2 separate regions of the Homo sapiens genome follow, and region 2 is linked to region 1. A link is an interaction called in ENCODE POLR2A ChIA-PET data of the cell type or tissue named here. Cell type or tissue: MCF 10A. All regions are shown on one strand. Each heading gives the region's core, and the rest is flanking DNA. Links, peaks and the distances in the headings are about the cores only. Region 1 overlaps DHRS7 (dehydrogenase/reductase 7). Region 2 has its middle 24 kb from the start of PPM1A.

Region 1 (2,925 bases), core at 169-2,668:
CATAGTATTCCATGGTGTATATGTGCCACATTTTCTTAATCCAGTCCATCATTGATGGACATTTGAGTTGGTTCCAAGTCTTTGCTATTGTGAATAGTGTATAAGGCACTTTTAACAGTAGACTGGAGGCAATCTAGAACAGACATTCTCAGCTCTTTCCAGGTATAAATGGTTCACCCCCTTTGATAGTGAGGGGTCTTCCCATCAATGATTTTTATGGTAGGCATGCACTGGATAGGTAAAAAGAACTATCCCTATAGATTCTGATATATGCTCTTCATACCAGTCCTCCTCTCCCCACTCCAAAAGGGGTATATGTCCTCCACTGAGAATCACTGAGGTCAGGTTTCTATTTATTCCCCAAAGTAGTCTAAAGTGCAAATTTTTGGGGCAAAGGTGAGGAAGATGGGATTAGTACTTCACAGAAAGTATCAGAAAGAATGAATTCAACTTTTTCCATTTATATTTCTATTTTAACAGTATTAATTCATTTTAGCAAACATTTATCTTTTTGGGTAATAAGAGGGTATGTGGCTAATTAAAAATGTAATATGATTGCCTACTGAATGACTTGTGTAAAACAGACTAGACCTTCTAGACTTAAAAAGATACTGACCATTTCTAAACCAATGGGGAGTAAACAGAAATCTACTGCCTCTCATCTCTTCCTAAATTAGGAAATGTTCCAAGACTACATTGTTATAAGGCTGGGTTATCTATTGAAAAGCCTAAACAGCTAACCCACAGTACATTGTATATGATCCAAAAATGTTAAACAGTTATCAGCTCTGAAATGCTGACCCCAACAAACAGAGGGGCTATGAGGGTTTATGATCAGAGACCAATACAGTGCCAGACTCAGAGATGAACCCAAAAAAAAAAAAAAAGCTTGCTAATTGAATGGAAAACTCCCATAACTTTAACCTTCTGCCTCTCTGTAGCAAAAGAGGAGAGAGGACACCAAGCAAGCCAATATATCAAACACTAAAACCTCTCCTTGTTTGAAATCACATCTAGTATTGTGTGTAAACTTTTCAATGATAAACAAGTTAATTCTGTAGTTTACTGAGAATCTGAGAAGGAAATGTGCTCTTCAAAAAGAGCTTCCTGGTAACTACAGTCTCAACCTGCCACATTTTATCATAGGATCAAATCCAGTAATAAAATAATGAGTCTTGGAGGGCAGGCCAGACAGCTCATCTGTGTTTACTGAAAGCATCCAGCATATCTTATGAGACACGTGGTGCCAAACAGATGGGTGGCCGCCCTCCCTCATCTGCCTGCCTGAGGCTTGCCCAACTGCTCCACAGGAAGTGACTGATGCCTGTTACTAAATATGAGGAAATCATCAGTATAGCATTCCGCTTCATCACTGTCTGCAATTGTCTGCACTTTGCAGCAGAAAAAAGATGTCCTAAAGAACCAAAGCTTCAAATTTTCATGAAACCATGATGACCATGTAGCTATTGCATCTCATGATTCCAACAGTGAAACATTCTACTTAAACTGACTTCAACAGCTTTAAATATAAATTTTGTGTCTTCCTTAATCATTCTTTTCCTATTGGCCTTATAATTTCTTTATATCCAGTCTTAAGCCACCATTAAAAATTCATCCATTTCTAATATTTATACATCGTAAGTTATGCAGTCCAAATCAAGCTTCTCTCCTTGCCTCTGCCTTGACTAGATTTTCTTCTTCCAATGAAACCAGAGAGAATACAGTCAAGATTTTTCCCAGTAAGGATATGAGACCAGGACTAATCATCCTGTGGGAAGTACCTATTTCTGACATGCATATATAATTAGACCAGGCAAAATAAACACCAACTACAAGGGGCAAGGAAAAGAAGTCACAGAAATGGGGAGGAAAAAGTACATCCTGAAGTGTATGTAGAAGAAAGGAGAAGTGGACCCCCAATTTTCCATGAAGATTTAGTAGGAATAAGGATAAGGTGAAGAGTAACATGTTAAATAGATGATACACTTTTTGAGGGCAGAGACCACATCTTATTATCTTTATATCCCCAGGGTCTGTTGTAGTACATGGCACAATGCAGTGCTTGATACATATTTATTTGTTCAACAAGTTAGAGGCATGTGTGGATCAAGTCTTTTTTAGCATCTACTGGGGGTGTCCTCTACCAAAAGTCTCCTTGGGTCTCTCTGTCTCCCCACATCACTTCCAGTTCCAAGGACCTCACACAGTGATGGCCATATCCCCCATATACACATTTAAGTCAGTTCTATCAGAGTTGAGTTTGAGCAGCCTTACCCGGAGAGCATGCTTGCTAGCACAGTATCCAATGGAAAGAGGTACAGATATGATACCCAGGATGCTATTCACAGTAACAATCTTTCCTTGCTTCCTCTCGATCATGTGAGGCAGAACACATTTTGTCAAGGACACCGTCCCTAAGTAGTTAAGCTCTATTAGCTTTCTGTAGACATCCAAGCTGGTATCCATGCACAGAGAACGCTGGGACATTCCACCATTGTTGACCAGAATGTCGATCTAGTTAAATAAAATCAGAAAAGGGGTGTTTGGGGGATGTCTTGTGGATAGATTGATGGAATTCCTATGGATGGTTGGTTATTTTGTTAACTTAAAGAATCAATGGAACAATGGTATATTTCCAGAAGTCAGCAATTAAAAAGATAAAATAAAGCCCTGAATTTACCTGTGGAATTAAATTCCCGTTTTAGGTGACTTTTTGTGAAAGTTAATAATTGTCATTAAAATAAATAAAAGCAGCCAGCTGGGCACAGTAGCCTGTAATCCCTGCACTTTGGGAGGCTGAGGAGGGTGGACCATGAGGTCAGGAGTTCAAGACCAGCCTGACCAACATGGTGAAACCCCATCTCTACTAAAAAATATAAAAATTAGCTGGGCGTGATGGTGCATGCCTGTAATCCCAGCTACTCA
Region 2 (2,925 bases), core at 214-2,713, 73 kb after region 1:
TTGCATGTTTGCTTTTCGCAGTTCGGTAATAGATCTTCAACTGGCAAAGGAAAGGGAAGATTTGCTGTACCTTTTTCACAACAACCCAAAGAAGTGTCTCAATAAAACAACGGTTTTAACTTAGGAAACTGAATTTTTAAAAAATTAAAAGGTAACCCAAAAGTCATGTGTCCACCCAGGGCAGGATTTTTGAACTGGGGGAAAGATCAGAAGATAGGTGTGTGGACTGACGAGAGGAGGGTGGAGGGACACAAACTCCTAAAAACCTGGGAAGCACAAATATATTGTCATTCTCCACTGTGTATATTAATTGTCTTTGCTTTATGCTGATGTTGCTCTTAATAATATTCCTTACGGTGCCAGGGCACTTTGTGGTTTATGAAGTACTTGTACTTGCTCATATATTATTATTAGGCTCATTTTACTGGAGAGAAAATTAAGCCCTAGAGAACCTAAATGATTTGTTGAATGTCTAATGTTTATTATGTGGATGAACTGGGCCTAGAAACCAGGTCTTCTGTTCTTTTGACTATTCCTGGAGGTGGCAGAGCAAAGTGGTTGAAAGCTTGGGCTTTGGAGCCAGACAAACCTGGGTGTGCACTCAGCTCTACCACTTCTTAATTGTGCGAACTTGGAGAAATCGCTTAGCCCCTCTCAACTTCCATTTCCTCATCTGTCAGGTGGGGATAAAAACACCTACCTTGGACAGTCCCTACAAGAATAAAAGATAACTGCTATTATTATTACCCTGCCCATGCCCTTGACAAGCCTTGCTTTTAGTCTCCAGGTCAAATTGGATCCACATTGTAGGTTAAATTGTGCCCCCCAAAATTTATTTGTTAAAGCCCTAATTCCCACCTCAGAATGTGACCTTATTTGGAAATAAGGTCTTTGCAAATGTAATTAGTTAGGTTAAAATGAGGCCTCCAGAACTGTGACACACAAATTTTTGTTGTTTATGTCACCTAGTTTGCAGTACTTTGTTATAGCTGCTCCAGGAAGCTAATACAATCCCCTACTCAGTGTGGCACTGGTGATGTCAGTGCCTACTCACAGTTCCACGGAAGTTTTACCATTGCAATCAGCTGCCCTCTATGACCCTTTCTTTCATCCAACTTTATTGAGCAGAGAAAGGTCCTCAAAATGGAAATTCATGAGCGCTGGAGAAGTCCAAATCCTAGATTTAAAAAAAATCAATCTGATTATAAAGATCTAATTAAAATTATACCTTAATCAGAAATGAGCTAAAAGTTGCCATTTGTGCTTTAATGGTCCATCTTTTCAGAGTGGGCTCTCCCTTCAATCGGTGCTTACTCTGGAGCAATAATTCTCAACGTAGAATATCTAGGAATGAAGCTCAGGAAAATGTATTTTTGGAAAGCTTTTCAAGTGATTTTCATGATCAGCTGGTTTTCTAGAATAAAAATAACATTATTTAATTACATTTGAAAATATCACCTGATTGCAATAAACAGCAAACCAAGACCCTAGAGAAGTAAAGTATATGGATTCGTTTCCTATTGCTGCTGTCACAAATTACCACAAATTTAGTGGCTTAAAACAACAAAAATTTATTATCTTACAGTTCCAGAGGACGGAAGCAGTAATATCTGTCTGCAGCACCCTGTTCCTTTGAGGCTTTAAGGAGGAATCGACTTCTTTGCTTTTTCCAGCTGCTAGAGGACTCCTGCACTCCTTGGCTTCTGACCTACCCCACAACCCCTAAATTTCTCTGACCTCTGCTTCCATCATTATGCCTCCTTCTCTGACTCTGATCCTCCTGCCTTCCTCTTATAAGGACACTTGTGATTATATTGGGCCCACTCAGACAATCCATTATAATCTTCGTGTCTCAATATCCTTAACTTAATGACATGTACAAAGTTCCTTTTGCCATATAAGGTAACATATTTACTGGATCCAGGGATTAGAATGCGAACATTTGAGCAGGATCATTATTCTGTTTACCATGGTACAAGAAAGTTGCTTTTTAAATTTTTTATTTTTTTTCTGAGTTAAAGAAGGATTATTGTTGTTTTGAGGTTTACATCCTTTTTGCAATTCTGGACTCTTGGACCTTTGGTCATTTATAGGCCCATCCTCTCTACTTTTCTAATTTTCAGTTAAGAACTAGCATTTTTAAAGTAATGATTTTAGAATAAACTTACTAGTATTTGGATGTCTTTGGAAAAAAAGAGAGCAGAATCTTTTAGTCCATTTTTGTTTTCAGAATTACAGAACCTGAGTTTCGAATGCTGCAGGAATTTTCTAACTATTTCAAAGGATGCTGTTAAATTTTCTAAAATATATTATGATGAAACTTATTTTTACCTATATATTTTGGGGGTAGGAAGAACTGTGTTGCAAAAAAATTTTCAAGCATCAGTATATTATAATATTGCCAAGCAAACATGTCTTACATCACAGTTTCTATGGGTCAGGAATCTGGGTGTGGATTAGCTTGCTCCTCTGCCTCCAGAGCTCTCATGAAACTACAGTCAAGGTGTTGGCCATGGCTTGCAGTCATCTCAAAGCTCGACTGGGGATGGGTCCATTTCCAAGCTCATTCAGGTGGTTGTTGGCAGGCTTCCGTTTCTCCCATGTTGTTGCACCAAGGGCCTCAGTTCCTCATTGGCTGTTAGCCAGAAGCAACCCTTAGTTCTTGCCAAATGGACCTCTCCATAGGACAGTTCACACCATGCTGGCTTGTTTCATCAGTGCAAACAAGCTAGAGGGTAGAGAGTTTCAGCAACACAGAAACCACAATCTTTTGTAACCTAATCTTGGAAGTAATGTACCATCAAGTTCACAATATTCTATCTGTTAGAAAAGAGTCACTAGGTCCAGCACACACTCAGTGGGGAGGGGAATTACACAAAGATGTGAATACCAGGAGATGAGGATGGTTGTGGCCATCTTAGAAGG

The links. Peaks named below come from ENCODE experiments on the same cell type or tissue, not always from the same donor. Only the 100,000 strongest peaks of a DNase experiment are listed, where the experiment ranks them.
Region 2: POLR2A ChIA-PET joins it to region 1 with 6 read pairs; 4 of 35 experiments call an interaction of 5 or more read pairs at or near these places.

What each region holds. Positions count from the first base shown.
Region 1 is chr14:60,150,665-60,153,589 of GRCh38, forward strand. DHRS7 (dehydrogenase/reductase 7) reads right to left here. Exons shown (of 7, transcript NM_016029.4): 4 at 2,275-2,514. Among named protein-coding and RNA genes, the nearest start is that of DHRS7, 13 kb to the right of the region's middle. In MCF 10A, for the core only: no CTCF peak of the experiment used is centred there; a DNase peak (open chromatin) is centred at 1,267.
Region 2 is chr14:60,223,836-60,226,760 of GRCh38, forward strand. No RefSeq gene overlaps it. Among named protein-coding and RNA genes, the nearest start is that of PPM1A, 24 kb to the right of the region's middle. In MCF 10A, for the core only: no CTCF peak of the experiment used is centred there; no DNase peak of the experiment used is centred there.